Linked DNA regions of Mus musculus: regions 1 and 3 are each linked to region 2. Evidence: chromatin loops called from intact Hi-C (ENCODE). Cell type or tissue: left cerebral cortex. All regions are shown on one strand. Region 1 holds the start of Sptb (spectrin beta, erythrocytic). Region 2 overlaps Sptb (spectrin beta, erythrocytic). Region 3 overlaps Hspa2 (heat shock protein 2).

Evidence for each region. Peaks named below come from ENCODE experiments on the same cell type or tissue, not always from the same donor. Only the 100,000 strongest peaks of a DNase experiment are listed, where the experiment ranks them.
Region 1: a loop joins it to region 2, with 6 times the contacts of the local background. A loop is called at or near these places in 9 of 42 quality-filtered maps.
Region 3: a loop joins it to region 2, with 3 times the contacts of the local background. A loop is called at or near these places in 7 of 42 quality-filtered maps.

Annotation. Positions count from the first base shown.
Region 1 is chr12:76,708,171-76,710,670 of GRCm38, reverse strand. Sptb (spectrin beta, erythrocytic) reads left to right here and starts at 124. Exons shown (of 36, transcript NM_013675.3): 1 at 124-736. In left cerebral cortex, a CTCF peak has its summit at 942; DNase peaks (open chromatin) are centred at 477, 913, 1,166, 1,875 and 1 more place; H3K4me3 peaks cover 1,916 bases; H3K27ac peaks cover 1,272 bases.
Region 2 is chr12:76,595,131-76,597,630 of GRCm38, reverse strand. The region is part of intron 32 of Sptb (spectrin beta, erythrocytic); the gene reads left to right. Among named protein-coding and RNA genes, the nearest start is that of AI463170, 48 kb to the right of the region's middle. In left cerebral cortex, a CTCF peak has its summit at 1,081 (motif pointing right); DNase peaks (open chromatin) are centred at 1,081 and 1,597; H3K27ac peaks cover 1,078 bases.
Region 3 is chr12:76,406,517-76,409,016 of GRCm38, reverse strand. It overlaps Hspa2 (heat shock protein 2), which reads right to left. Exons shown (of 2, transcript NM_001002012.1): 2 at 2,079-2,500. Among named protein-coding and RNA genes, the nearest start is that of Hspa2, 3.6 kb to the right of the region's middle. In left cerebral cortex, a CTCF peak has its summit at 990 (motif pointing left); no DNase peak of the experiment used is centred here; H3K4me3 peaks cover 898 bases.

The sequences.
Region 1 (2,500 bases), 110 kb before region 2:
CTGGGGGCGGGGGCCTCGGCCCAGTGCCCACCCCCTGTGCTCCCAGCGTCTGCTCCTACTACCAGCCGGTTGTAGCCGGCCGGGAGCGCGCTTTCTAACGTAACCCGCCCGCGGGAACAATCTGTCCCTTCCAGCCTATCTCCGGAGGGGCATTACAGCCGGGGCGCCCTCCTCACCCACCCTATGGCCTAAACGGGTCTTTAGATGTTTTTTCAAAACCAGATCGTAGTCTGCAGGGACGCTAGGCGGGAAAGGCTGGGAGGACTCCTTTTCGCCGCCAGCTTGCGGCTCCGGGCACACAAATTAGGCCGGAGCAGCAGAGTCGAGTCCTCTTCCCGTGGCAAGGGGCTCTGTGTGTGCGGGATCAGGGGAGGTGAGAGAGGACCCTGGCGTCCCAGGTCCCAGCGGCGGCGGCGCTAGCGGCTAGGCAGGTGCCCCCGGGCGCGCAGTCTGATTGGCAGGTGCAGGAGTGGGTGGGGAAGGCGGGCCTGGCGCTGCGGGAGGCTGCAGCCCCGCCTCCCCGCCCCCGCCGCGGGACTATCTGGTCCCGGCAGCAGCGATGTCCCCCGGCAGGAATGTCCCTCCTCAGATAATGTTATTTATATCTCTGGGCGGGTCCGCGGCTCCGCTGCACCAGGCGCCCGGCGGCCACTGTGCCAGGAGCCCCGTGCTGCCCTCCTCCCCCTGCGCCGCCGCCCCCGGGCTCGGGGTAGCCGCCGCTTCAGCCCCAGCGCAGGTGAGTCCCCGAGGGCCGCGCGACGGGAGGGAGCTGGGTGCCCCGGAGCCAGCGCCGGGGAGTGCGGGGCCCAGGGGGCGGGTGACGCGACAGCCCGGTGGGGGCCTGGCCCCGGGTGCCTAGCACGGGGCGGGAGGGGTGAGGAGCCCAGGAGGCCCTGGCGGCTGCGGCAGTCGTCACCCCGGGACGCGGGAACCCGCGTGGGTTTCGCAGGCGCTGGGCGAGCAGGGCGCTAGCTTTGGGAAGCCAGCTAGTAGAGTGTCGCCGTGGGGCACGGGGAGTGGGTTTGGGGGGTTTGTGCTCTTGGCCGCCTCCCCCAGGACCCTCGCCTGGGAGCAAAGTTGGGGGGGGGGGCTGCCTGTCGTCGGTCTAAGGACTGTCCGCGTCTGTGCCTCCTGCTGCCTGGTTTCTCAAACCCCCGGGCGTGTCGGATCCTCTTCTGGAACTTGGCTAGCGCGCTCCAGGGCTGCCCAGTGCCAAGGCTGGGAGGACAGTTCAGGGCAGCAGAGGGGGCCGGGCCTCAGGATGTCAGGCAGGACGTGCAGAGTGGCCCAGTGTAGACTGAGAAGGGAGAGATCAAGTGTCCCAGGACTATACTTCAAGGACCCCCACCTTTTCCCTTTGAGTTCCTTATCTCCAAGCTACTGCCCACTCTACGGTTACCCTTCGTGCCAGTTCCAGCAACTTGGCCCCGGAGAAATAGCAGAAAATGGAAGAAACAAGAGCTCTAACACAATCCTCAAGTCCCACCAACTTACCCAGACTTCCCAAAGGGGAAATAGCTACGAGGCTTGAGTACAGTTTCCGTGACAACAAGCCTTAGGTAGGGCCTTGATTTATAGTCTATTAATATCCAAACCACTGTTTTCAGTGAGCAATTAGAGGTGCTACAGTTAATAACACCCTTAACTCACTGAAGGGATATGGAAAGAAGCCATTGTTTTAGATGCATCCGGCAGGGTGGGATGGGATTATATAGTGATGGTCTCTTTTTTACTAAGAACTTCAGTGGGGAGAGGATACGGCTGTCACCTCCACGCTAGGAGGCAGCCACACAAAACCCCTGCCTGTGCAATGGATGTATATAGTTCAGTTTCCAAGGGAGGTGATTCAGATAGCTCCTGAATGAGAGGAGCCTTCAGGGAAGAAAAAAAAATCGAGGCACATTTAAGCTGTTCTCTTAGGCTATCCTTAGCGTCACGGATCGCTCAGAATTTTAATCTAGAATTCTCTTTTCACTGCTCTATGACTACGACCCAGGGTAGTCATCTCCTATTCCAGGATCAGACTTCATATGCTTTTCCAATGAGCCCTGATTTCCAGAATGTTATGGGAAACTCTTACAAGTGTAGACTGTTTGTTCACTATGTACTGAATGCCCAGCACCCACAGAGGCTTGGGGACTAGCTAACAAAAGGAACAGTAAACTTAGAACAGAGAAGAGCCCACCAATCTCCAGATGAGGCCAATCGTTTATACAAAGTGTTATCACATTCCAGTGTTGAGTAAAGCACAGTTGAAAGGAGAGGGACCCTTTTGCTGGTGCACCTCCCTTTATCAGTGGCCCAGTGGTAGTGGCTGGGGATGAGCCAGTCCAGTTAATCTTGAGTTCTCTGAAGACATAGAGTCCACTCAAGGAATTGAAAGCACCCAAAAACTCCCAGGCATTCAGGCTGGGCCTTGCTGCGCAGGCATGTTGAGTTCTCCCCAGTGACTTGCCCAGGGGAGAGCTGGGATACCGCTTTTTGCTCTGGTCATTGCTTT
Region 2 (2,500 bases):
GGACGAGGACAGGGTGTGCTTCCTGGTCCCCACCCTCATCCTGCCCACATGTCCCCTCTAGGAGCCTCCTTCAGATCCGTCTACTTTTATACTTAGATTTTAATTCTTAAATAACTCCTCTCCTTCCAACCCAGAAGCCAGCCCACCAACATGATTCTACAAGTTTGGTTTTCTCTAGTCTAATAAATTTTATGGGATAAAATCTGTCACCATCAGCACAGGGGAAACACTTTACTCAGAGTTGATTCCATTGGATACATGGTCTCTTTTCCCATTTTCCTTCAAACCCCGTCCTTAGCACAGTGTCCTCTTCCATACATGCTGGCACATACATGTACACACACACACACACACACACACACACACACCGACAGACTGCCTCATCCTGCTGAACCACCCACAGACATCTCATGCAGCGAGGGGTAGATAGCCCACCCATCTAGCAGATTTCTTTTCAGACAGAGCCCATCCCTCTATGGCTATAGGTCATAAAGTTTGACTAGGGAGATGGTTCTAAGGCAGGGTTAGGCTTGAGTCCTGCAAGTGGGAAGGAGATCAGGGCTTTTAGTACTGCAAGGAAGCCCCCAATTTGTAGAACAGGGGCTTAAGGAACAGTAGCTTCCAGAGGCCTGGGATGTACAGCCGTAGGACCGTACCCAGGGCAGGTTCTCTTGGGCCCTGAGAGTCTGTTCAGGGAGCCTGGACAGCTGCGACTCAGATTGGGGAAATGCTCTGGGAGTAGCCGGCTGAGAAGAACGCAATCTGCATGTGGTTTGCACCACTGCATGGATCCCTGCGGCATGTGGCTTTGGGTATCAGTAGCAACAGATAACTTCATGTACTCCCTCTCTCAGAGCCCAGATGAGTGTGGTGTAACGTGAGTAGGGATTGAGAAAGATTAGCATCCTTGGTGGGAATTTCTACTACAATAGCTACCCCTAGAAAGACGCACATATCTTCCTGTGCAGAATCCCTGCGCACACACACACACACACACACACACACACACACACACACACCTCAGTTTCTTTGGTGCCCTTTTCTGAGCTGCACCGACCCATCATGCTCAGCAGAGGGCACTGTTGGGCTCTGCTGGAAGACCTCTCTCTGAAGATCCTGCTGCCGTTCCCATCCCGCCTGTGGTAGACTGTCTTGCAGCTCCCTTTCCCCAGCACCAACTCCCCTGACCCCATCCCTCAGCCCACTCCCACCAGAGGGAGAGAGAACTCCTGGGGCTACAGACTGTGAACAGGGCTGGACCTGCCCCTGCCCCTGCCTCCTGCCTCCTGCCTCCACCCGCGCTTCTGCCCTGCATCCCTGTGTGTCTGCATGCCGTGGTGTCCCCGGTGTGCAGGCTTCATGACCACCTGAGCATCTCGACACCATTGTCTGTCGTGTACGTGTACGTTTGTGCAAATGTAACTACATGTGCACCTGAGCCACCTCCATCTGACACTTGAATATCACTGGGTTGGGAGGAATAAAATTTGCTTAAATCTGAGTGTTTCTCTGGGGGAGGAATGAGCCCCTGTGGGGGAATCTCTGCTGAGGAACCAGCCACTCACCAGATTGGAAATGCAACCCATATCTGTACCAGAAAGCAACCAGATGGCTAATCAAATGAACACCAGGCCCAGGGCTTCTTGGAGACAGCCTTCTTCCTGCTGCAGCGCCTTCCCAAGCCTTAAAGATGCAGGAGGGAGGACATAACTCCAAATCATCTTTGATATGAGAAAGAGGATGGAGCCCATGCAGACAGAAAGCCCAACCTCCTTTCAGAGAGGTCCTCCCCAGCTCACTACAGCCCCCCTTCACTGCCCTTAACCTCTGGCCCATCACAGGAAGGTTCAGTTGTATGCTGTGCCTTCTCATGAATGGGCCTGGGGTGCCATGGCTCTCCTGCTGGTCCTATCTGTGCAGTCTGGTGTCGGGTCCTGTAGTTTAGATACATGCCACATTGCTTCGTGTAAAAGCCCTTACTAATGCATGTCGCTTCCTGCTGGAGTTACGAATGGGAGTGGAACACCACGTACCCCTTGCCCTGCCTGGATAGTGCCTGGATAGGTGGCACCCTGCGGGCCTTGATCCAGCCTTCCCTTTCCTGTGTGTGTACATGCAATGACTGAGCTGCCAAACCATCACTGTGCACTGCCACTACTGCCCCTCGCCTCTGCATGTTAGAATGCATTCTGGTAAAAGCCGGACCCTTCCCACAGGTAAGTGTGAGGCCAAGCCAGAGACACAAGGTATCACAAGAAGCAAGACTCGGGATGAAGTCAGAATGTCTGGGGTCTGGTCTTTGGTTCTGGTTAACCTGTGTGGGTTTGGAATCCTCTCCCCGTCCCCAAGCCTCTTGCCTTATAAAGGTCTTTTTGTAAGGTTACAGAAAGTCCACAGTCCCACGAGTCAGCGACGTAGCCTTCCAAGGGGGAGACTGAGAGGATGGCTTTCCTATTTTCCTTCCATCTGCTCCTAACTCTGAGATTCCGGAAGCTACTGT
Region 3 (2,500 bases), 190 kb after region 2:
CCCCCACCCCCACTGCTCCCTCCCATCTTCCAAAGTCACTTTAGGCCAGGGGTGTTGGGTATAAAGTTGTGCTGGCAGCATTTGGGAGATGGAAGCACCAGGAGCTGGAGGCTAGCCTGGGCTACTTCATACACTCTCAAACATCAGGAGCTGGAGGCTAGCCTGGGCTACTTCATACACTCTCAAGCATCAGGAGCTGGAGGCTAGCCTGAGCTACTTCATACACTCTCAAGCATCAGGAGCTGGAGGCTAGCCTGGGCTACTTCATACACTCTCAAACATCAGGAGCTGGAGGCTAGCCTGGGCTACTTCATACACTCTCAAACAAAAGCATTCTAAATCTATTAGTAGCAAAGTACTTCACCAGATGTTTATGCAATGGCCTGTGTCGTCTTGTTTCACTACATCCTTAAATGCTCACTGCTGGAAGCTTCCACTGGTGTTATACCAGCATAGATTAGTCTGCCTTCACATTTCCAAAGTATCGTCTTTGAAAATGTAAGTATTCTGAAGCAATTTTACAATTGTCCATTTATCTTTCTTCCCCATCTAAATGAGGCTTGTTAAAAGAAACGTCAACTATAAGGTGACAATCCTTTCCAAACCCAATAACCCTTGCTTCCTAATTTTTAAATTAACGCATACTATTTTTCTAAAACTAAATCTGTTACTAACAGAGAAGGATCCACAATAACTTGGAAATATAGCTTCTAAAACTCACTAGTATTTTAAAAATAATGAAGCAAAATCTTATGTTAGGAAGGTATTAAAATGTCTATGAGCTATTAAAACTATTCATTTTCAAATGAACTACTAAATTTCCCCTGAATTCCTCTTACATGAATTTTAAAATGCAATTCCATTAAAAACAAAAACAAGGGGGCTAGAAAGATGGCTCACTGGTTAAGACTGGTCTTCTGAGGTTGTGAGTTCAAATCCCAGCAACCACATGATGGCTCACAACTATCCTTAATGAGATCTGATGCCCTCTTGTGGTGTGTCTGAAGACAGCTACAGTGTACTTACATATAATAAATCTTAAAAAAACAAAACAAAAACAAAAACAAACAAACAAAAAAAAACCCCAAAAACCAAAAAACCAAGCTGGGTGAGGGTGACACACACCTTTACCTTTAATCACTCAGCACTCAGGAGGCAGAGGCAGGCTCCGAATTCAAGGGCCAACAACCTGGTCTACAGAGCAAGTTCTACGATAGTCAGGACTACATAGAAACCCTGTCTCAAAAAACCAAACCAAACCAAAATAAACCACACCAACAAATAAAAAACCAAACCAAACCAAAAACAAAAACCTAAAAAACAAATGGCTCAGCAGGTAAAGGCACTTGCTACCAACCAAAAAATCTGAGTTCGATCCTGGGGGCACACGGTGTAGGGAACCACTCACATAACTAGTCCACTCCCAAATAAATGTGATTTTAAAAAAGAACTGTAACAGTGATTTGAGACAGGTATTGTACAAGCTCTAAGATCTTCAAAGGAGAAAAGGAGCCACTTCCCAAGTAATTACAGCTCCCAGTCAGGTTCTTCCAGAGTTTGCCAGAAGCTCAGACAGTTGAGCTGTTTTATAGGAAATGAAAACAAACTTGACCAGACTGGGACTCAATATTACATCACTCTTAAACTTGCCTGCTGGCTCTTGTTTCAGGAACCTGTATGCCACAAAGCACACTTTCTATAACCCTTTGGCTACTGAGAAAAGATGCTGTCATTTTTGTTACTCTGGAGAAAAGCTATTTTGTACAGGTCTCTGGGATCCAGCCTGTACTGCCCTGTAACACTCGGGTAGCTTTGTTGCTGTTGTTTTAAACTTGAACACTTTAAACTTGAACCAGGGCTTAGGAGGTTAGAGTCACGTGAAGAGACCCCATCAGGTTTCTGAATATTAAAGGGTTATCAAGATTCTTCACCCCCTTAAATTGTTGGTGATTTGTGGCAGGAGCTTCATCTGAGAGGTAGAGAAAACTGGATTAGATGCATTGCACAGCATACTAACTTCTTAAGAGATCAACTCGAGGAAAACATAGGATGAAAAAATTGAAAACGCCAGACAGCAATTTTGAGATCAATTTCAGCTTTACTTTAAATGTGCATTTATGTGTTTACAGAATATACCTGTCTTTAATATCACTGCAGTGCTTACTTTCATCTCATAGTACATAAAAATAAACAATTCAAGCTTTCCTGTGTCTTAGTGTAACCAAGCTTCCACAGGTCAGGTGTGCGAGCATCAGGGTTCTACTTTCAAGCAAATCTCCATGTACATACGTAAGCTTAACAACAACAAAAAGAGCTTAAATCAGCAATCGCTCTAAATGCATTAAAGAGAAACCTCATTTTTCCCCCAAATCAAACTTTTAGAACTAACCTTTTATAACTAAACTAAGTTGTTGCACCTTTCCTTTCATATGTATGCACCAGGCTAAAGACTTCCAATAATAGATCTTACTTGGCACAAGGACATTTAAAAGAAACCAAA